Linked DNA regions of Homo sapiens: all the other regions are linked to region 3. A link is a loop called in an ENCODE intact Hi-C map of the cell type or tissue named here. Cell type or tissue: IMR-90. All regions are shown on one strand.

The links. Peaks named below come from ENCODE experiments on the same cell type or tissue, not always from the same donor. Only the 100,000 strongest peaks of a DNase experiment are listed, where the experiment ranks them.
Region 1: it touches region 3 in a loop (7-fold over the local background); 23 of 110 quality-filtered maps call a loop at or near these places.
Region 2: it touches region 3 in a loop (3-fold over the local background); 30 of 110 quality-filtered maps call a loop at or near these places.

What each region holds. Positions count from the first base shown.
Region 1 is chr6:55,273,304-55,281,303 of GRCh38, forward strand. HCRTR2 (hypocretin receptor 2) reads left to right here. Exons shown (of 7, transcript NM_001384272.1): 5 at 4,077-4,297; 6 at 7,020-7,141. Among named protein-coding and RNA genes, the nearest start is that of GFRAL, 50 kb to the right of the region's middle. In IMR-90, a CTCF peak has its summit at 3,639 (motif pointing right); a DNase peak (open chromatin) is centred at 3,658.
Region 2 is chr6:55,613,137-55,621,136 of GRCh38, forward strand. It overlaps a transcript of HMGCLL1 not described here. Among named protein-coding and RNA genes, the nearest start is that of HMGCLL1, 38 kb to the left of the region's middle. In IMR-90, a CTCF peak has its summit at 4,333 (motif pointing right); no DNase peak of the experiment used is centred here.
Region 3 is chr6:55,882,065-55,890,064 of GRCh38, forward strand. No RefSeq gene overlaps it. Among named protein-coding and RNA genes, the nearest start is that of BMP5, 10 kb to the left of the region's middle. In IMR-90, a CTCF peak has its summit at 4,322 (motif pointing left); a DNase peak (open chromatin) is centred at 777; H3K27ac peaks cover 509 bases.

The DNA.
Region 1 (8,000 bases), 610 kb before region 3:
TTATGATGAAATGGGTAATAGGTTAAGGAATACCATAAGGGGAAAGGAGACTTGTCCTACAAGTTTCTTAGCACTTAGCAAATGGAGCAGGCATTTGCTATGCATTAAAAAATAAGCATCATCCAAACTCTCAGACTCATCCAGCCACAAACTTAACTTTTTGTTCCTCCTCCTCCCAGATAAAATTCTCGACTTATTTCCATTTGTCATCTTTTTCTCACTAACCGCCACCTCCACTGATGTCTCAGCCCACTTCAGTGTAGCTTCAGCTTTCATCATTACAGTGAAACAGCTTACATGAAAGTTACCAATGATTTCTAAAGAATATATATTTTTAAAGTTTATTTATTGATCTTTTGGCAGCATTAAGCAATGTTGTTTGTGGTTTCATTGCTCATATACTTTCTTCCTACTTTGATTTGAATACTTTTTGCTTTGAATACTTACCTTTCCTTCCCTGACCAGTAAATGCCACTTTGCTAGGTCTCTTCACAGCTCCATGCTTTTTTTCAGGTAGTCCCTTGCCCAGGTACTTTTTAAGTGAGGTGAGTATCAAATATATATACACATCAGACTAGTCCTCTGGGATACACACAATCACAAATACACTTAAACACTCAATGTACCTTTATTATAAATCTTGAAATGAGTTTTTATAAGTCTTGCAACCAAAGTTTAAAAAAGAATAAATTCTTTTTTTAAATTGCTTTGGCTATTCCAGGTCTTTTGCACTTTCATAAAAAATTAAAATTAGTACTTTCATTTCCAGAAAAAAGACTGTCGTGGTATTGAACGTGATTAATTGCATTAACTCTATAGATCAATTTGGGGAGAATTGCCATATTAACAATACTAAGCCTTTTAATGCATGTCCACAATGAATATATTTATTTAGGAGTTCTTTATTATCTCTCTGCAATGTTTCATCATTTTCAGTATATATATATATATATAATGAAATATATATACTTATACATATATTTTATGAAATATATATACTTATATATATATTTTATGAAATATATATACTTATATATATATTTTATGAAATGTATGCCTAAAACACATTCTTTTGATATTGAAACTTTTAAAATTTAATTTTCCATTTATTGCTAGTATGTAGAAGTATAATTGATTTTTTTGTTTATTGATTTAATGACCTGCTCCTTGCTAAATTCTTTTATAAGTTCTAGTGGGTTTTTGGTAGATTCTTTAGGATGATCTTTGTAAGCAATAATTTCTTCTCAATAGAACCAATCTGTAGGCATTTTATTTATTTTTCTTTTCTTCTTGTATTGGCTCAAAGTCCAGTACAATGTTGAGTACGAGTGGTGAGAGAAGACTTGATTTTTTGAGTGGTAAGCCAACACTGCATTGCTAGAATAAATCTGATTGAGCAAATGGTATTATCCTATTTATATATTGCAGGATTTAATTTGATAACATATTTTTAAAGAGATTTTTATCTCTATTCATGAAGGATATTTAGTTGTTAGCTGTCTTTTGTTGCCATATCTTTGATTACAAAGATAAATGTGACCTCATGAAATTTGTTGGAACATATTATATTTTCTGTACATTTCATTAAAAGTCTGAACAAGATTGGAATTATTTATTCTTTACTGTTTGATTGAATTCATTAATGGACCTATCTGGGCCTGGAGATTTTCTTGTAGCATAGTTTGTAAGTACAGAGTCAGTTTTGGTCATCTTTGTCTTTCAAGGGCTTTGTCCATTTCATGTAAGTTGGCAAATTCATTGTTTATTCATAATGTTTTTAATGTTTGTAGCATGTTTGCCTCTTCCTCATAACTTTATCCTGGTCACAAACATTTTTTAAGACAGAGTAGGTTTTAAGGTCCATCATGTACATGCTATTTCCAATTCATAACTGTGGTAATACATTTTTCAGGGTGTATTTTTGCATTAAATATGATTTATAAAGTTTATTCATAATAGTGAAATAAAAGTGGGGTGCATGTATTTTACTTAATCCTTCTCAGTGCCTGCTTGATTGAAACCTCTGAGATTTACAATAATGTACTTTTAGGGATGCATTAAGGATTACTAGTGCATAGTTCCTGGAGCTCAGTAATGTCAGTTATTCCTCTTAATTTTATACGGAGTTTCTCTGAATTCTCCATGTCTCTAGACAGCTTATCAATGGAGAAATTTATGTGTCCTCAAAATGAATGCAGGATTCAGCATCTTCTATCCTTATTTAGATCATTATCTAAAAAGGGCATCACTACATTTTTTTTTTCCCGATTTCAGGGACCATAGCTTTCTCTTTATGAAAACTGTATTTTTTTTTTTTTTTTGAGATGGAGTTTTGCTCTTGTTGCCCAGGCTGGAGTGTAATTGTGTGATCTCATCGGCTCATTGCAACATCCACCTCCTGGGTTCAAGCGATTCTCCTGCCTCAGCCTCCTGAGTAGCTGGGATTACAGGCATGTGCCACCACGCCCAGCTAATTTTGTATTTTTAGTAGAGGCGGGGTTTCTTCATGTTGGTCAGGCTGGTCATGAACTCCCAACCTCAGGTGACCGAAAACTGTTTCTAATGGCGGCAGAAGTCATCAGATGCAGAATGTAGATTCTCTCCTTCAGGGGAACAGTCAGTGATAGAATCACTAAAATTTAATTGATCTATCAGAGATCATTTAGAAGACAGTTCAAGATCATTTAGCAGACACATACAGGCTTTTCATGATAGGAGTCTCCTGGAACATTCCAGCATCCATTGCTCATTCTTTTCAGTTATTTTTTAAAATTGCTTTTTAAAATGAGAGTCACAGAAGAGAAAGTTCCTATCTCTCCCCAACCAGTGGGTTAAAAGATTGAGTTGAACCACTACTATGTAAAAAAGATTGTCTACATGACAAGACATACAGAGTGAGAAGAAAAATAATTTATCCGATATTTTCCATTCAAGGGCAGGTCTTTGTTAACATCATTTGCCTCTTCAAGAAAGAAAATGGTCAAAGGAAATGTCATATTAATTTATCTGTGTGGACATATAAGTAAAATTCTGTTCTCAAATTAAAGATTATCGAACAGACTTTGATCTGGTGGTGTAAAAAGCAACAAAATCTATCGAACATCTATTCTGAGAAACCACAAGGACACATTGGTCAGTACTGGTTTGCCGCACAGAGACAGAAAGTAAAAGCTGAATAATCTTAACAGAGCTAAGGTGGCCTTTTCTTGTGTTTGTTGGCACATTTTCCTCTTTAAAAAATTATGCATGCTGAATTTTATTGTTCTGTTCACTAAACCCTATCAATCTTCATGAGCTTACAATTAAGAGAATATTGTACTTGGAGGGATTCCCTGCTATTATCAAATAACTTTGAAAAGAAATGGAAAAGTACAAGTTGTGTAATTACTGTTACAAATTCCAGCTATTTGAAATATTAATGTAAGACCGCAAAAAATCCTCAATGGGTTTGTGTGCATTTTAAAGGGCTGGACCACAAAACTGATTTCAAACAATTTCATAACTACAAATAGTGAACAACAAAAAATACTTGATTTTTTAAAAATATCCTTTCATTCAAAGGTTTGCTTTGTCCGAACTCGAGAAGCAGAAAACCTGAAAAGCTACAGGTAGTTAAGTTCTATCTCTCTGGCAGCAGATGGCAGTATTGATGCGTGAAAAATCCATAACAGGTTGCTTGACGTTACTTGCTGGGTTTTCCTCTGCTTTAAACTTTGGTATCTGAGCTGAACAAAAATTCCTAATAAGATAATATGGCTGACATCCCTTTATCATTCTCCTTTCCCAAGCTTTGTTCTTTTTACAAGGAAATATCTTTTCCACTTGCAGCTTTCTTTAGACATTGACAAAATTTTGATGTTTTAACTTTTTTTTCCACACAAACTCCTATTTGGTATTCGTCTGAATTAACGCCAAGCACATACTAAGGTCAGCAAATGCTCTGGAGAAACAGGCGCTCAAACCTCCCACACCTCAGGCGTCTGGAAGCCTTTCCTTACTGTGTTTTCTAATTACTTCCCCAAAGTGGAACTTTCCTAAGTCAAATTGCAATAAGGGTCTGTCTCTTCTCCTTTCAGATCCCTGGAACATCATCTGTAGTTCAGAGAAAATGGAAGCCCCTGCAGCCTGTTTCACAGCCTCGAGGGCCAGGACAGCCAACGAAGTCCCGGATGAGCGCTGTGGCGGCTGAAATAAAGCAGATCCGAGCCAGAAGGAAAACAGCCCGGATGTTGATGATTGTGCTTTTGGTATTTGCAATTTGCTATCTACCAATTAGCATCCTCAATGTGCTAAAGAGGTAAAACTTATCTGTTATTTGAAAATGAAATAGCCTGCCTTTTCTTGATTCTTAATTAACTTTTTTTTTTTTTTTAACTAAGCCAGAGAAAAATCTAAACTTTCTGCTTAGATACCTTGTCAGGCCAGATGACTCAGTTATGTTGTTACCAGCAGGTAAGGCGAACAGCCTTTAAGAGTGCTCAGACATGTGCTTTTGTCATGCGTATTCTCAGTTGCATGGCAGACATAAAACAGATGTTTCTCCAATCTCTTCAAGCTAGTTGCTAAACCTTAGATGCAGACAAAGTTCTAATGCGTAACAACTCATTTACAGCTTGCAGTTCTTTCTTGATGAGAACAAACGGGTTTTTCAAAACTTCGTTTCCAAAAACATAGGCAATTGTGAGAGAATTATATCTTAAGGATAAAAAGAGATAAGAACCTTATGTTAGTATTCTAATTATACTTAAAAGTGCATTGGCGAGCACTTTTTAAAAAAAGCCATCAAGGCAGATATGTATGTCGAATGTCTAAACAGAAGAATTCATTTCCTGAAGTCACTGAATGAAGCTCAGGGCAGATAGTAATAAAAATCAATGAGGGAAAGTATGCTATTTGCTACAATGCAGGCACAACTATTAAGTTAAAAATTTTGACCCATGACATGAGCAGCAGATGCAGAGGCAGTGGTACACACTAAACTTCATGGCCAGCCAACTTTATTGGGAATTATCGAAACTGTTCCACATAGACTGGTCCCAAGGCAATACCAATTCTTGTTTACAACAGGCTTCGAACTTAAGCTAGAATTGCTCCTCTCACTTTGGCCTGATTCAGAATCAATATTATATTCCTCACAGCTGGGAACTCTGAAGAACAGCAGCTTTGGCTGGAGTCAGAAGAAGTGGTATAATCAGCCGCAAAGGGTTCTCATTCTCTTTGGCCCCTGTTTTTGATGGTTTAACGGCTTTTTCAATGGAGAAGAAATGGAGAACAAACTTCTGTTCAGTGATACTATTTACTACAGTCACAGCCTTAAAGATATATGATTTTTTTTGTGGCCTGGGTCCTTGAGACATATGCCAGCTCACAAGAAAATAGAAATTATTTTGCCCTCCATATCTTTTTGTGCTTTGCTTCTTATTAATTATTATTATTATTATTATTATTATTATTTTTGCTAACAGAAATTTAATACAAATTTATTATGGCCACCTGCTAGATACTCTCTTCTGCTTTTAAGAACTTTATAAACATGTTATGTTACTGGATGGGTTTTATTCTTTCTTTCTCTTTCTAATCTTTTTTCTCTTTTAGTCAGTCTAAATTCAATGAAAATTGGATTTACCTCTCTCTGGGTTACGTATTTGGATTTCCTGTATCTCAGAACTTGCTCTTTCCTTTTATTTCCAACTACTTTTTTTGTCAATAATATATGTCTTATTCTTCTGACTCAAATCCCTTCCTTTCCAAGGAAAACAAATAACTTTCAAAGGAGCAAGGCTGTGTTAAATTTAAGATATTTCAAGTTTTGGGGCATTCTACTCTTTTCCACAACATAAAAACTTTTGAAAAAAAGAACTTGAAAATTGTTTTTCTTGTTACCACACACATTTTTTTTCAAATGCTTATATTTATTTATCCTTGCATATGAAATTTGTTTTTTCTTTCTCCCACAAAAACCATTCCTAGCTTTTTCTCCTTAAAACTTAACTTTTTGCCGAATTAGTCAAAAGCAATTTCTTTACAACAGTTCAGGTTTGTCCAAGATTTCAAAGACATTTTGAGGTAAAGGGTCATAACATAGTACAAATTTCTTTTGTCCGTATTATTTCACTCTATATAGTATTTTTGTAAAACTCTAGTACTCTTTATACCAGAAATGGTATAAGGTACACCTTATACCAGAAATGCATTGTTGTCATGCCTTCTTGCTGTAACACACACACACACACACACACACACACACACACTGATACAGACAATCGAAGATGGAGACTTTAGCAGGAAATATATATGATTTTTGGCCTATAATCTTATTGAGTAGCTGTAAGTTATCTGTTATAGGTTAGTGATTAGAATTTATAGATGGAATATTTCTAAGTATGGAGAAAATTTTTTAATAGTCTTTAAGGATAGCATAACAAAACATTTTTTAAAGTTTAAAATAATACATGAAAAATTAACACTCATTAATTTTTAAAAATTACCAAAATTCTGCCCATCGAGAACTGTTTCTTCTCTGGGTATTAAGGAGTCCCAGAAGGCAAGTTTCAGATAGTCCAGGAAGATTGGAGTTGAAGGCATATGATACTTTGATCAATACATAAATGAAAGTAGGAAGAAGTACTTGAAGACTATCATTTAGGAGTGATTTTTAAATGATACACATAATAGAATATTAATACAACATTATTCAATTGTATTTAGAAAGAAAATGAAATAAAGAAGATATATATTCAACTTCCATATTCTTATTTACAAGAAATACTGCATCTGCTATTTGTGGGAGGGAGAGACCCTTCTCTGACCTGATTTGGCTTTTGATTTATTGATTGTGCTGTGGAGGTTCTGTTCAGGCACTGAAGTTATTCTAAACCAATTATGGGGTCAGAAACCAATCTGTGGTCAATTCCTGCAACTGAAGAGGACAGGAGTCAGACCATCCTCTACCAATAGCCTTGTTCACCTTTGAATTTAATTATTTAAAAGACACTTTTCTGTTGTTTCTTTTCCTGCAGAGTATTTGGGATGTTTGCCCATACTGAAGACAGAGAGACTGTGTATGCCTGGTTTACCTTTTCACACTGGCTTGTATATGCCAATAGTGCTGCGAATCCAATTATTTATAATTTTCTCAGTGGTGAGTTTTCAACTGTTCTTCCATAAGCCACAATTGTAACCAAGGATGAGGAATCAATGAACACTCTTCAACTATATGAGGAGTTTAGTTGCTATGTGAGTTGTATTTTTTCCCTGACCTGATTTATCTTGAGTTTCTTCTCTTTTGAGGCAAAGTATTTGTTACTGAACTCATCAGAGAAAATGAACTGATTTTTCCATGTCAAACGTATAAGAAATGTTATAATAGAAGAAAAGTAAACATTCTGAGAAATCAATAACACAAAATCTTACATGACATACTTTAAACTCATGATTTACAAAAATATAAAATACTTTGTTCTGTTTTGCCTTGCTATATTATTCCTTTGCCAAAATGTGTAGCCTAATTGAGACAGAATTGGGATCTATTCACTTTTAGATATTTTACTATATTTACGTTTCTCTTGTGAGTATCATCTCTTGGATTTATCTCAATATTTCCCACTGACTACCAAAAATAGTATTACTCCAAAATAACACATAAGTTAAATGATACACACATACATATATGTGTAACTTATACAATTTGTATCTGTTTATGGAATCAATATAATTATAAAAGTCATTTAAATCACTATTGTTTATTCACATTTTGCCCGACTGACTTTTAGAATTATGTTTTAATTAGCTACCTTTTTACATTGCCTTAATCTCCAACTCATTGGCGATTTCTTTGTTATTTCTATCTTCAAATATATGGTGATTTTATGTGGAAGAATAGAAATTCATTTTGTGGCATATTTAATAAAGCTTCTGCATCTTCCAACTTGATCTTTGGCCTTCTGGTTTGCATAGGTTTAAAAAAAAGGCAACAAATTAGATTGATGAGAAATAATTTT
Region 2 (8,000 bases), 270 kb before region 3:
CATGAACAGACAGTTCTCAAAAGAAGACATTTATGCAGCCAATAGACATATGAAAAAAGGTCAACATCACTTATCATTAGAGAAATGCAAATTGAAACCACAATGAGATACCATCTCACACCAGTCAGAATGGTGATTATTACAAAGTCAAGAAACAACAGATGCTTGTGAGGCTGTGGAGAAATCGGAGCGTTTTTACATTGTTGGTAGGAATGTAAATTAGTTCAACCATTGTGGAAGACAGTGTGGCGATTCCTCAAGGATCTAGAACGAGAAATACCATATGACCCAGCAATCCCATTACTGGCTATATACCCAAAGGAATATAAATCATTCTATTATAAAGATACATGCACACGTATGTTTATTGCAGCACTATTCTCAATAGCAAAGACATGGAACCAACTCAAAGGCCCATCAATGATAGACTGGATAAAGAAAATGGAATATTATGCAGCCATAAAAAGGAATAAGATCATGTCCTTTGCAGGGACATGGATTTAGCTGGAAGATAACATTTTTCAGCAAACTAACAGAGGCACAGAAAACCAAACACTGCATTTTCTCACTCATAAGTGGGAACCAAACAATGACAACCCATGGATACAGGGAAGGTAACAACACACACCAGGGCCTGCCAGTGGGACAAGGGGAGGGAGAGTATTGGGTCAAATAGTTAATGCATGCAGGACTTAATACCAAGGTGATGTGTTGATAGATGTAGCAAACCACCATGGCATACCTTTACCTATGGAACAAACCTTCACATTCTACACATGTATCCCAGAACTTAAAGTAAAATAAAATTTTAAAAAAGAAAAAGCACTAATACTTCTGTTTTAATGAATAAAACTAATATTATATTCTGAACAATAGCAAGTATTGAAAAATATTGATATAATTTTAATGTCATTTTTTCTAAAATATCCACATTTCCTTCATATGATTTTTCTATTTGATTAGATATATGTAAATTCATGTGGAAATATGCAGATGTCTTATACAAATAAATTGCATTAAAAATGACCATAGGATGTGGACTGAATTCTGTCTCTCCAAGGATTCATATGTTGAAGCCTTAACCCTCCATGTAATGAAATGTGAAGATTAGATCTGTAGGAGATATTTAGTTCATGAGAGTGGAGCCCTAATGATGGTATTAGTGACCTAATAAGAAGAACTTAGAGACATCTTTCTTCTTCTCTCTGCCAGTTAAGGATATAATAAGAAGCACGGTCTGCAAATCAGGAAGAAGGCCCTCACCAAACACTGAATCTTCCAGCATCTTAATCTGAGATGTCCCAGCCTCCAGAACTATGAGAAATAAATGTCTATTGTTTAAGTCACTGAGTCTATGGTATTTAGTTATAGCGGCCCAAGCTAAGAACACCGAAATTATATATTTTCATAGTATGAATTAATTCTAATCACATGCACATAAATAATTTCTTCCGTTTATTAAAATTCTGCCAAAGTTACTTTTTCTTCATTAATTTAAGATGTCAAGATATCTGTAACACTTATATTTTTGTTCTGTTAGCCCATTTTGATCTATAGGAAGTTTAGGTTTTATTATTTTCAACTTTTATAGGTTACTTAGTGTATAACTTTCTAGCATTTAATCTTAAAGTTATAAAACTTCAAGAATTCTTACAATAAAAATCTGTCATTCGGTCTAAGCAACAGCAACAATATTCTGACATATGGTCACTTTTTCTATTAAATCTTATATGTAAGGCTGGGTGCAGAGCCTCATAGCACTTTGGGAGGCCAGGGAGGGAGGATTTTGAGGCCAAGAGTTTGAAAGCAGCGTGAGCAGTATAACAAGACCCCATCTCTTTAAAAAAAAGTTATATGAAATATATATTAGCTCTTGTCTCATGAATTAATTTATAAATAGAAATAGTAATTATAAACTGTATTTTGTTGCCATTTACCAAATACACATTTTATTTGGATTGGCATTTAGTGTAAACAGCATAGACTTTTTCTAACACCAGATTATACATAAATGAATGATAATTTTAGCATTGTTTATAAAAGTAAAAAGAAAAAGAAAAAAGAGGGAAGCATGTCTACTTCCACCACTCACTCCTATAAAAATTATGCTATGATTAAAAACCCAAAAATCATAGGAAAAAAAAGAAAGGAAATGATAGCAACAAAATGTTGAAATCTAGAAAGCGTACACATGAGGAATAACTGCCCCAGCAGAAAAGACAAAGGTGAATCTCAAGCTAGCAGTTGGGAAAATACTGCAGAAGATTTCAAGGCTCAAAGATTTGCAGGCACCTTGTGCCTCTATAAAATGTACTTGCAGGTGGAGTGTAAAGGGAAAGGCTTGAAAGAAGTTATTATATGAAGAGTTCCCAGCTCAATCACCTAATCCAATGTAATTAGGACGGTTGGTAAGACTTTTGTGAAATGTCTTTGGCTTACAACATATTAATTTAAATGTTTGATAAATAAAATATATAGCATTTGAAATTTGTACATCATGAAAAGATTTACCTATAGACTATTTCTGAATAATAGTATCTGGTAGGCCCTGCCTTAAAGCCACTTCATTGTTAACTACAGCTACAAACATCATAGGTGCATTTGTTTAAGGCTTTATCTGCTGTCTACATAATGAGACAACTTCCTCTCTACCAACTAACAGAAGACTGAAAGCTTATTCTTTGGGAAAGTTAAGCTAGAGGGTCTCTTGATTTATGTCAATAGGCAAAGATGAGTGTAGAGTACCAAAATGAATACAGAAAGTTTAATAGAAAGTTGGCATAATGACTGAAAAGACCCTGCCCTATCCCCCACTTGAAACAGTTGTAGCCACACTTACATTCCCTTAAAATTTTATTCCTGGGTAAAATTTCTTAAGAGAAAATATTTATATAATATGACATTTGAAAATACCCAGTAAAGCAACAGCCGGGAGCCATTCTGCAGTAGATTATAAAAATAGCCATATAGTCTTCTTCTCCTTGCATCTTGCAGTGTAACATTGAAGATCTTCCCATTAAGACTTGGGAACAATTTCCCCAGCCTTTGAATCTATGTTTGCTATGGGATTTGCTTTGGCCAAAGAACATTCACAAACATGATACAAAATTGATGCTTCATAAACCCTTGCCTACTGGGACTTGATCTCTTGATCTCTTGGAATCCTAAGGCCATCATGTAAACAAGTCCAATCTAACCTGCTGGACAAGGAGAGGAGAAAAACAAAGATTCATTAGCTAACAACCTGCCAACAACCACACTTAAGAACCTGTATCATCCAGCTACCAGCCAACATGACAGTTGATCACAGAAGCATGAGCTAATCCAGAGAGATCAGCTGGGCCAGTTCAGACTCCACCTGAACCATCATGAGCTGAATAAATGGATACTGTTTTAAGCTAGTCATTTTGAAGTTGAGTTGTGATACGGCAACAATGAACTGATAAACCAACTGACCAATCTACTGTAATGCCTACCATGTAATGAGATCGAATATTGAACATAAAATTTCCCACTGACCTTACAGAATCTAATTATTAACTAGAAAATTAAAGTCAAGTACAGTCTTAACTCATATATGAGAAAAACAATAATATGACTGAGAACAAAACAATTTAAAAAATTAAACAAACTAGAAGTAAAAAATATCAGTAAAGAAAGAAGAATAAAACATTATGAAACTTAGTTATGTCTTTAGAGAGGTGAGAGAGATTTTGCTATATAACAAAAAAATTAGATTATAAAAATGGAGACTTCAAGAACAAAAAAAGATCTATTGGAAATTTAAAATGTGACTGCATAAATGAAAAACTAGGTAGAAGTTTGGAAGATACAATTCAAAAAATCTGCCAGATAAAAATAATAAGACAAAGAGAAAAAAGGATAAGATTTTTAAAAATTTTTCTTTCCAACTTTTACTTTCACGGGTATGTGTGCAGGATGTGCATATTTGTTACACAGGTAAATGTGTGCCATGGTGGTTTGCTGCACAAATCATCCTGTCACAAAAAAAACCCTAAAGTTTCTTAATAGTTAAGGACTTAGACCACACTCATCTTGCACTCATGATGTCCTGTCTTGCTTGTTTTCTTGGCAAGTAGCCTGCACCTGGACATATCTTTGTGATGTTTGAGAATAACTTCTCATTAAGCCTGATTCTCCACACCCACCAGCTCATTTGGGAAGACAATATTTATAGTCTTGGAAACCGCATGCTAAAAGAGACATGGACAAAGTGAAGCATATGCACAGAAGAAGGAGTTAGACTGTGAAGAGGTTGGGAACCATGCTAAATGAAACCAACCTATAGACCACTTTGTCACTTGTACAGCAGGGGGCAGCAGTATTAATGGAGTTGCCAGCTCTGCTAGGTTGTGAGGAGAGGGCATACACTGAAGATATCATACTAAGCTTCATAATTGTGTTTTATTAAAAGTTAAGGTGGAAGCTTTTACAAAAATCAAATCTGAAATTCAGAAGTCTTATTAAACACCGTTGGTTGGCGAGAATGTAGAGCAACGACATTTTCATCCGCTGCTGGTGGAATTGTAAACTGGTACCACCACTTTGGAAAGTGAATTATCTGGTAAAGGTGATGATATATACCCTCTGTGCATCCTTGCAATTCCCCTTCTAGAGAGCTCCATGCCCTAGGGAAACAAATGCACATATGCCCAAGAATATATGTACAAGTAGGTCCACAGCAGGATGGCTCATAATTGTTCAATGTGTGAACCAACCCAAATATCCATCATAGGTAGAATGGATAAATAAATTATGCTATGTTCATACAATGGAACATTACACAGCAATAAAAAAACATAGTTATAAGGAACGTGGATTTTTATAACTATAATATACACATGAAGCAAGTTCGAAATAATGCATGTAGTATGATTGCATTTATATAAAGACCAAAATTTAGTCAAGTGAAATCATGATTTTTAGGAATGCATGCATAGGTGATGAAACTATAATATAGTGTAAAACAAGGAAGTAATTATAATAAAAATCAGGATAATGGGAAGGGAGGATGTTATAATTGGTAAGAGACATACTGGAAACGTCTGGGGTCTGGTAATGTTCTATTGCTTGACCTGGGAGATATTATGTGGGCATTTGTATTATAATTAGCTGTTAATTGTACATTTATATTTTATTTACTCTTCTGTATGTATGTTGTAGTTCACCAAAAAAAGTAAAAAAAAAAAGTGACCTTTTGAACAAATGGTGGCCTATAGAGCAAATCATTAATAAAATTATTCTCTAGTGGACTTCTAGTAAGAAAGAAAAAAGAGAAAATAAATTTTGAGAATGTATTTGGATATGAATAATAAACATGTCAGAGAGAACAAATAGAGAAGAAATTATCAAAAAAATAATTCAATGTATTTTTAGAAGTTAGGAACATGAATTTCCATATTACAGCACAACAGTTTTAAAAAGGCCAACACAGGTACTATGATTTGTAAACTTAGAATTCTAGAAACAAAGACAATATCTTAAGAGCTTACAGAGAGAAGAGGAAAAGAAAAGAAAGAGTCTATATGCAAAGTATCTGCAGTAAGTATGTTATAAGATTGTTAAAAGTAACTTTTTAGTTACATTATTAGCAATTTTGTTAACTAAGAGATTTTACTGAAATTTAAAAGCTAAAAATCATTGAAAGTTAAAAAGAACCAAAAGCTAAACACCTTAAACATTCTAAAAGGAAATGATTCTCAACTAAAATTTTACACCTAGTGAACTTAGTTATCAAGTGTGAGAGGAGACTAATGACATTTTCAGGCATGTGAGATTTTAAAGTGTTTACTGTTCATGCAACTTTTCTTAGGAAGTTACTAAAGGAGGTGTTTGCTCCAAACACAAGAAAAAACAAAAGGAGGAAAAACACGGATTTCAGGAAACAATGGACCCATCCCTGGATGGTAGAAATTGTCAGCAGGCCTCCAGAGCAAGCAGGCAAAACTGGGGTGGGAAGAGGGAGAGGTCAAAGATAGGGATCAAAAAGAAGATGAAGTTGGTAGGCTATCAGATGGATGAATTTGGAACATGTGCAGGGGCATGAAAAAGAACTTTCATGTTTGGTCTGTGCACTCATGTGTTACGAAGTTGAATACATGTGAAATTGTAGTGAAAAAAAATTATATAAAAAAATCAGGCTGTAAAAGCATTAAATTCACATTCCTCATAAAATGGCATCTAAATACGATTTTGTTTTTACCATAAACTGTTTCTGCAGAGTTAATAAGACTACTGATTCTAATGCCTTTTCGCATATTTCAAATTCATAATGAAATAACAATAGTGGCACATGGGAGGGGGGTTCTGTTGACTACTTATATTTAAAATTAGTCAATTATATTTATTTGGTTCTTCAACAAACCAAGAAGTTAATAAATACTTATTTTCCAAAAAAAATTAATTGTTATGGGTATGTGGTAGGTGTATATATTTATGGGGTATGTGAGATATTTTGATACAGGCGTACTATGTATAATAATCACATCAGGGAAAATAGGGTACTTATCCCAAGCATTTATCACTTCTTTCTATTATAAACATTCCAATTATACTCTTTAAGTCATTTTTAAATGAACTATAAATTATTGTTATCTCCAGTCACTCTGTTGTGCTATCAAATAGTAGATCTTACTCATTCTATTTAACTATATTTAGGTACACATTAACCATGCCCACACCGCCCCCGCTCCACTACCCATCCCAGCCTCCATTCTACTCTCTATCTCCATGAGTTCAATTGCCTAAATTTTTAGTTCCCACAAATATTAAGAACATGTGAGGTTTGTCTTTCTGTGCCTGGCTTATATCGCTTAACATAATGACTTCCATTTCCATCCATGTTGTTGTAAACAACGGGATCTTATTCTTTTTTCTGAGAGTACTCCATTGTGTATAAGTACCTCCTTTTTTTATTATCCATTCATTTGTTGATGGACACTTAGGTTGCTTCCAAATCTTGAGCATTGTGAATAGTGCTGCAGTAAACATAGGAGTACAGATATTCCCATGTTTGATACACTGATATTTTTTTCTCTTTTGGCAATATACCTATCAGTGGAATTGCTGGATCATATGGTGGTTCTACTTTTAGTTTTTTGAGGAACCTCCATACTCTTCTCCACAGTGGCTGTACTAATTTACATTCCCACCAACAGTGTACCAGGGTTCCCTTTTCTCCATATATTTGCCAGCATTTATTATTTCCTGTCTTTTGGATAGAAGCCATTTTAACTGGGATGAGATTATATTTCTTTGTAGCTTTCATTTTCATTTCTCTGATAATCAATAATGTTGAGCACTTCTTCGTATATGTTTACCTTTTATATCTTCTTTTGAGAAATGCCTATTTGAGCCTTTTGTACATTTTTACTTGGATTATTATGATTTTCTTTGCTTATAGAAGCATTTTAACTTAAAATATCCCATTTGTCCATTTTTATTTTGATTTCCTGTGCTTTTGGGGTGTTACACACACACACACACACAGACACACAGACACACACACACACACACAATTTGCCCAGACTAATGTACTGGAAAGTTTCTCCAATGTTTTCTTTTAGTAGTTTTATGATTTCAGGTCTCAGATTTAAATTTTTAATCCATTTTGATTTGATTTTTGTTTTGTTTTGATTTGATTTTTATATGTATAAAGAAGTCTAGTTTTATTCTTCTCCATATGGTTGTCCAGCTTTCCCAGCACCATTTATTGATGAAGCTGTCCTTTCTCCAATGTTTGTTCTTGATACCTTTGCTGAAAATGAATTCACTATAGATGTGTAAGTTTATCTCTGTGTTCCATGTGCTTTTCCATTGGTCTATAGGTCTGTTTTTATGCCACTACCATGCTGTTTTGGTTACTAGAACTCTGCAGTATAATTTGAACTCAGGTAATGTGATTCTTCCAGTTTTATTCTTTTTGCTCAGGATGGCTTTTGCTATTCTGGGTCTTCTGTGGTTCCATATAAATTTAAGAA
Region 3 (8,000 bases):
CTTCTTACCATCCAATAATTTTATATTCTGGCATGAGATATTTTCTTTTAATAGTAGGCTCTAATCCAATATGCAATCTCACTTAATACTGTGTCTTCTAAAAAGCCTTCTAAGATTTGTGTTTTCCTCCAACCACTTCTAGGGAAATAAAGTTAAGCAAAATTGTCTACAATTTCTACAATAATCCAGAAACTCCACATATGTAAATATACTACATACTACATATATATTTTAAGCATGCTTCTTAAATCAGTGATAAAGGCACATTAGAAAAAGATCAATCTAATAACATCCCTTACACAGAGTCAGACAAGTGTCAACACTCACAACTAGTCAAGCTTTTCAAGAGCTCTCTAGATGCCCAAAGTTATTTCCATGGAAATCTAGAGCAGTTCAAATATTCTCAGCTTAGTCTATAAATCTAAATATACAGATTTCAATGGGTGCTTGCCTCTGCAATTGTAAGCCCAAGAACAGGCTAGCATGATCTTCCTACCAAATTGAAATATAAATCACCCATATATGATAGAATCAGAATCTCTTAGATGGATAAAATCAATAACTACAGGGCATAAGCTTAAAACTCATTACTCTATGATATGAATACTATATCTTTGCAACTATCCAAATGTCATTTGGATGCTTGAAACTTTTTAGTAGAAAGTTTCTATTCCTTATCACTTATCATGTAATCAAAGAATGTTGTAAAAATTCTTCAGTTCTCATTGCTCATGGTTTTTCCACTTCCATGACTAATGCCAGGGATATTTAAGAAGCATGGTGCTTGCCAAGGAAAGTGCATAGGGCTTGAAGCCAGGAAACAAGATTTATATCTTGTTTTTGCCACTTACTGTCTGAATGACCTTGGAAAAGTCACAGTGGAATCACACAACTACAGAGTAACAGCAAAGAGTCACTTTTCTGAATCTAAGTTTCTTCATCTGTGAAATGGAGAAAAAAAGAGTCCCTTATCATGAGGCTGTTGAGCCCATTAAATGAGAACATGTATGAGAAAATGCTTCATAAAAGTCAACATGTTTCATAACTTATTATCATGGGCACTTCGCCCAGTAAAATTGAGATTCTTGTGAGCTTTTCCATTGGTTACTTCACACTGACAACCTGGGATTCAATGTTTGTATTTCTGTTTCATCACTTGAAGAAGAGAAAAAGACTTAAGAATTACTATGAAAAGATCATTTCACCAAATAAAATTGTTATGTCTACAGATAGACAAAGTTAGACAAAGCCAGGGATTTCATGCTGTTATCTTTCTGTACAATCTCCTAATATCCTGGAGGACATACAGCATTTCTCTCCTTGGTGATATTTCCTCATTGTTTTAACAGCACATCTCAAATCTGTTCTCATGGTATCCTACTGCAGTAGCAATAGAGAAAAATAGGCTTGATTCACTAACTGCTCTTCCACTGCACAAGGAAATAAAATTAAAATGCACATCTACCCTGAGGTTTTTCATTAGTGTTAAGGGAGGCTGTCAACTTCTGAATATGATGAGTGAAAAGAGAAAAAGTTAGCTTGTTCACCCTTGAAGCAAGCAATACACAACCAACTAACAGCTTGGTAAAAGAATCATCTAAAGCATATAGATAATTGCCTACAAGGATGTGGTATTTGACAGTGGAGACGTTTACTTTACATAATTGGGAGCATTGGGTTTTGAATTAGAACTGATTCAAGCACTGGTTTTGCTACTGTCTGCTTTGTTACATGTGAAATGTCACTTAACACATCTGCCTCGGTTTCTTTACCTTAAAAAAGGGATATTAATAAGAAATATTTCAGAAGATTTTTATAATCATTAAAGGATGCAGTATGTGAATATTCTTTCATAAATGTAATCACTATCTTAGCATTTGTCACATTATTCAGATCACTGTGGAGAAGTGTATAATTTTCATACCTTTACAAAGAGATCGCCCAAAACATTTAGCATGCTACTGCACATTTAGATTTTTAAAAATATGGTAGTGAAGGGGAGGTGTAGTATATAGCATTTTCCAAAAAAATTTTACTATGGAATCACAGTATCTAAGGAGCTAAGAAGGTGATTATCCAAGGAGCTGATTGCCATCATGCAAAACATATCCTAAGACTGATTTTCAACCAGAACATCTGGAAAAGAGTACGTCTGTCTTGTTATAAATGGAGAAGCAAAATAACACAACAATTGAAAGCCTCTGCTCAGGAACTAGACTAAATTTGTATCTCACTCCACCATTTCATAATTGTATAAGCACTATCTGCCTCAGTTTCCTGATCTGTAAAATGGAGATAATGGCAGGTGCTATCACTTAGGGTTTTATGAAGATTAAATAAGTTAATAAACATAAAAAGACTTGGCATGGGTCCTGACACAAAATAAATAATAAGTGTCAAGTGTTATAATATTTTACTACTTCTTGAAGGATGGAAATTTCTTCTTATGCATTATTGTTGCCTCAGTGTTATAGGAACAGTGTTTGATATATAGATGTCCAATAGAATGAATATTCATAGAGTGAAATTTATAAATTTGCTTAAAAATATTTACAAACCATCTATAAGCAATGACAACTATTAAATTAACATTATAATTATTCATATATTTTATTACTTTACTAATATTGTATCAAAGTCTAAGAAATGTATGTCACAATTGTGACTGGTCCATATAAACTTTTACACAGTTTATATGACAACACAGCTTAAAAAAATGCATTCTCCAGTTTAATACATAGCAGTCAAAATGCTTATCTACTAAAGGATATTTTCTTATGCCAATATGACCTATAACAACACTAAATTCCTTGAGAAACACACATAGAAGTAAGCAAACATAGTATGAATCCAAGGTATAAAAATCAGTTCACGGTTTTTGCTCTCTCTCTTCCCAAGTCTCACTGACCAGCCGTAGACAATTTGACTGTCATTTCCGCTCTTTCAATTGAGAAGCAAGTGAGTAGAAGAAAGATAAAATTATAACTAGTGTAACCTATTCTGTCCTAGAAGTCTTTCTTAAGTTAGCTGGTTAAGGAGTCTTACATGAATAAATAAGTCATTTAAAAAGACTTTGTCACTAACATTGATAAGTGAAAAATAAATGCATTTTATTCATTTTGATAAAATCAATTATAAAAACTTATTTGGGCTTACCAAATAAAAATAGCTATCATTCAAATATGTAAAGGCTTTGTTTAAAACTTGTTTCAAATTTGCTATGAGTGGTTCATTAATTTATATTTAGTATTATTTGCCAAATATACCCAATTCATAACTTTTATATACATATTTAAAGATAAAATTCTCAAGTTCAAAAATGTAATTATAATAAATGGTAGAATTTACTTTTTCCACGTTTATGAGAGTAAAAATGAAAGTCTTTTGGTGTTCAGACCAAACTCAAAAAAAATCCCTAAACTTCTGTTTTAGAATTTTGATGCCAAGCCTTTGCTAAGGAAGTAACAATCCACAGCACTGTTGCAAACCTCTAAAGAAATTAGTTTTTATACAAACACTGACAGGCTCTGACCATCAGTGGCATTAGAAGGCGCCACCATAATTGCAGTCTCCTTAAGACATAACTTATTTCAGGCTAAGTAGGAGAGCCAATATTTTGTATTTTAATTAAGAAACCTGGATTTTGTTTGTAATAATTGACTGTTAAGTCAATTATTGCCAGGACATACTTGTAAAAGAGAATTTGTGCCTCCAATAAGCTTTCATTTAAGATTTTCTGGAACAGATTTGGAATTTGGGATTGAAATCTGTTTCAATTATTTATGTTAGCTGCTTTCATTGTAATACTAATAGCTGAAGATTGTATTTGTATGTATTTTCAATAGATGAAAATATTCATAAATGTTTATTATTTTCTTCTTGAAGAAAATGTTGAAAGATAATGATGAAATTATATTGTCTGTTACGAACTCTCAATCCAAACTATTCCCCTTATTAACTAGTTAGACATGAAGATAAATCACTGTTTTCATAGTGTTACAAAATAAATTAATTAATATTAAAGACAGAGTAGAACACCAAAGAGACAATCTAGTAACAAAGTATTTTAGATGTAAAACACCCATATGATGATGTTGAAAATGTCTAATTTTTGGCTGTTCAGATCAAACTATTCTATACAGTAATGCTTTAATGTTCTTATACTCAAAAAATGCTACTCAATTATAATTATTTTAAGTACATGTGATAGTAGTATTTATTAATTTAATAAAAGTCAATTGTTTTAAAAGTTAATTAGAATACATCTGAAAATTTTACCTCTGGAGAATGAGTTTCCAAAGGAAACTAGATGGAACACTGCCACCTCTTGGTTATATAAATTGTAAAGTTGCAGAAATTTACTGTAACCTTTTTGAATGGAAATGTTTAGACACACTTTAAGCTTTTAGAAATAATAATCCTATCTCTATTGCTATGAAAATATACATCTTTAAATTTTTGCTTTTCAGTTACAGTTCTTTAAGTATTTCACTTACCATTTTACTAAGTTTGTCCAAAAACTCTTGAACTTTAGAACCTGGAAACAATTCTTCATGTTTATTTTGTAAAGAATGGCAAGTAATGACCTTGTAATGAAAAACACAAAGGGACTTTTATATCCTGGGTCTCTGTTATGAACATTTCTATTACTTCTTTTATACCAAACCACACCACTAACCTAGAGAACAGTATTTTGCAACGACACACTCAAATATGCCGAAACACTAATTACATTTCTTTCGGCTAGAAGGATTTATACCTTCTCACCCCATAAGTATTTTATGTACACAGTTTTAAATTATAGGGTAAAAAATTATACAGTAAGTACCTAGGCACATCTAGAGACTAATTTCGTGGGTGAAAAGAAATGAAAGGCTCTACATAGACATAGATTTCACGTAGGACAGGATCTGAAATTATGAGGTTGTCTCTACATGGGGTCAATGTAAAATAAAGGAAATCAAGGATGGGAAGGAAGATATACATTGATAAATAAAGTAAATAAAGGAATTGGTTCAACAACAAATTTCAAAAGTAAATAAAGGAATTGGTTCAATAACAAATTCTATTATTATTTTTCAGTACAGTTCTTACAACCTGACTGTAGTAAAAAAGCACATCTCTTGCTACATAAGTAAACAGTAAATCACATGTAATCAAAATAATGAAGTGAAATATACAGATGAGCTTAAAGGAAAATAAGAGAAATTCCTAGGCACCAACAACAAAGAAGAAATGTAAAACCAGATAATTTACAAAATGACTCAATAGATGTTTAGGGGGTTATCAGGCTCAGGAAAAGCCGCATTTCTAGGGGATGCAGATTAACTGTCCATATAGAGACATGAATATTACCTTGGACTTACATGAAGATAGATGTTGAACTTGAGATCCTTATAGAGAGCTAGGAAAATAAAGGGGGGACCTCTGAGCAATTGAAGAGAGAGATAAAATAATAACCCCTAGTGAAGTAATATTTGATTTGGCCTAAGGATATAAGTGAAAAATAAATTAAAATTCTCCTTTAAAAATTAAAACAAGGCCAGGCATGGTGGCTCACAACTGTAATCCCAGCACTTTGGGAGGCCGAAGCAGGTGGATCACGAGGTCAGGAGTTCAAGACCAGCCTGGGCAAGACAGTGAAACCATCTCTACTAAACATACAAAAATTAGCCTAGCAGGGTGGCGGGCATCTGTAATCCCAGTTACTCAGGAGGCTGAGGCAGAGAATTGCTTGCACCCGGGAGGCAGAGGTTGCAGTGAGCCAAGATCGCGCCACTGCACTCCAGCCTGGGCAACAGAGCAAGATTCCGTCTCAAAAAATACAATACGATACGATACGATACGATACGATATGATACGATACGATACGATAAATAAATAAAATTAAATAGTTCATGGTACTCTGCTGTCCTTAAGGTTAGTGGTAGAATTCCCAAGTCTCAATATTAAAAACTTGTTTTAAACCAATTGAACAAACATAGCATAGATACATATTAATAGCTTCCCTTTAAGCACTAGAGTCCACAGAATTCTGCACAGGGAGAAAATACTTATTAAAGAAAAGTTTAAAATCAAAAACTACAAACCATATAAGGAAGCAATCTAAACTGAGCAGGAGCTGTCAAGTAAGACAGCAGGAAGTACTGCACATCCCCAAACTGGAGGGAATAAAACCATCCAAAGTAAACTTTTAAAACTATGTTTAAAATGGTAAAGCCACAACAAAAGAAATAGAAATCATAATTTTTTAAAGCAGGACATTGATAAAAGAACAGGAGGATTTGAAAATTAATAAAAATTTAATAGAAATAAAATTATGAACACCAATTTTTTAAAAAATCAATCAATAAATGGTCCGATTTCACACAGCTGAAGGGAAAAATTTAATGAAGATAGATCTGGGAAATGTATCCACATATATTACAAAAAAGATACAGAAAGAAATATAAAAAAGATAGTTGGATATCTATCTTTTCAATACATGGCAGGTTTCTCTTAAACAGTGTCTTTGTCTCAATATAATATTTACAAAGAGATTTCAATAACAACTACCCTAATAGTCACTACTATTAATACTCTCAAGTATTGCTTGAAACAATCATAGAAAAACTTTCCATGGTGCAGGTAGCCAAATAGTAAGAATGTCTTCAAAATTGTTAAAGAATATTCATATGTTCTTCAGTGTAAAAATGTGAATACCTCAAGAAAATGTTTTGGTTTAGGTCCTGATACAGATAATGGCAGCCTCTAAAATGGCCCCTGGTCCTCCTGCCCTAGTGTAATCCCCTCCCCTGAAGTGTGGGCTGAATTTATTGACTGCTCGTAATGAATAAAATACATAAGAAGTAATGGAACGTTACTTCTACTATTAGATTATAAAATGACTAACTTCCAACTTGCGTGTTCTCTCTTTCTCACTCTCAGGCTTTCTGTCTCTTGGATCACCAGCTGTCCTGTGGTGACGACTTTCAGAGGGCCTCTGAAGAGGCCCACATGGTGAGGAACTAAGGCCTACTAGCAACCACATGTGTGAGCTTCGAAGCAGATCTGAGGCCTGCCAAAAGCCATATGAATAAACGTGGAAGCAAATCCCTCTACCCACCCACCCCCATGAAACCATCAGAGGATACCACAGCTACATTCAATAACTTAACCACAGTCTCAAAAGAGACCTTAAGCCAGAGGTATCGATTTATGTTGTCACCAGATTCTTGATGCACAGAAAATGTAACATAATAAATGTTCATTGCTTTCACTTTCTATGTATAGGAATGTCTTAGTCTATTTTGCTGCTATAACAAAATACCTGAGATTGAATCATTTATAAAGAGCAGAAATTTATTTCTTATAGTTCTGGAAGCTGAGAAGTTCAAGATCAAGATGGCAGCAGTCTGTCTCTGGTGAGGGCCTTCTTGCTGATTACTTAATATGGCAGAAAGGACACATTATTTCCTCATGCAGCAGGAAAAAGAAGGGCAAAAAGGGTCTAACTTAGTTCTCTCCGGCCCTTTTGTAAGACACTGATCCGTTCATAAGATCATGACTTCTCCCAAGGCTACATCTCTTTATACCACCACAATGGAGATTAAGTTTTCAACATGAATTTTGGAGGCAATAGACACATTCAAACCACAGCAGGGAGTAATTTGTTATACAGCATTAGTAGTTTCTTTACCTAAAATATCCTTTAATTTAGAAAAATGACTAATATTAATATCTCAATATGTATAATGAAATGTTAAACAATATCACCTGATAATCCACTGTCCACAGAATATGAACCTGTCATAAATCAATCTTACAGATATTAACATTTTTATACTCATCAAAGAAAATAAATACAAAAACCTGTTTTATGATTTTATTTAACATGAGCTAAGAAACAAGTTACTTAGAAAAGATAACTTAATGAGCATGCCATTAATACACCCCTTGAGAAAATCTGATTTTAGGGATAAAGTATAATATAAGTCATATTAGTTTAGTACATCTATAAC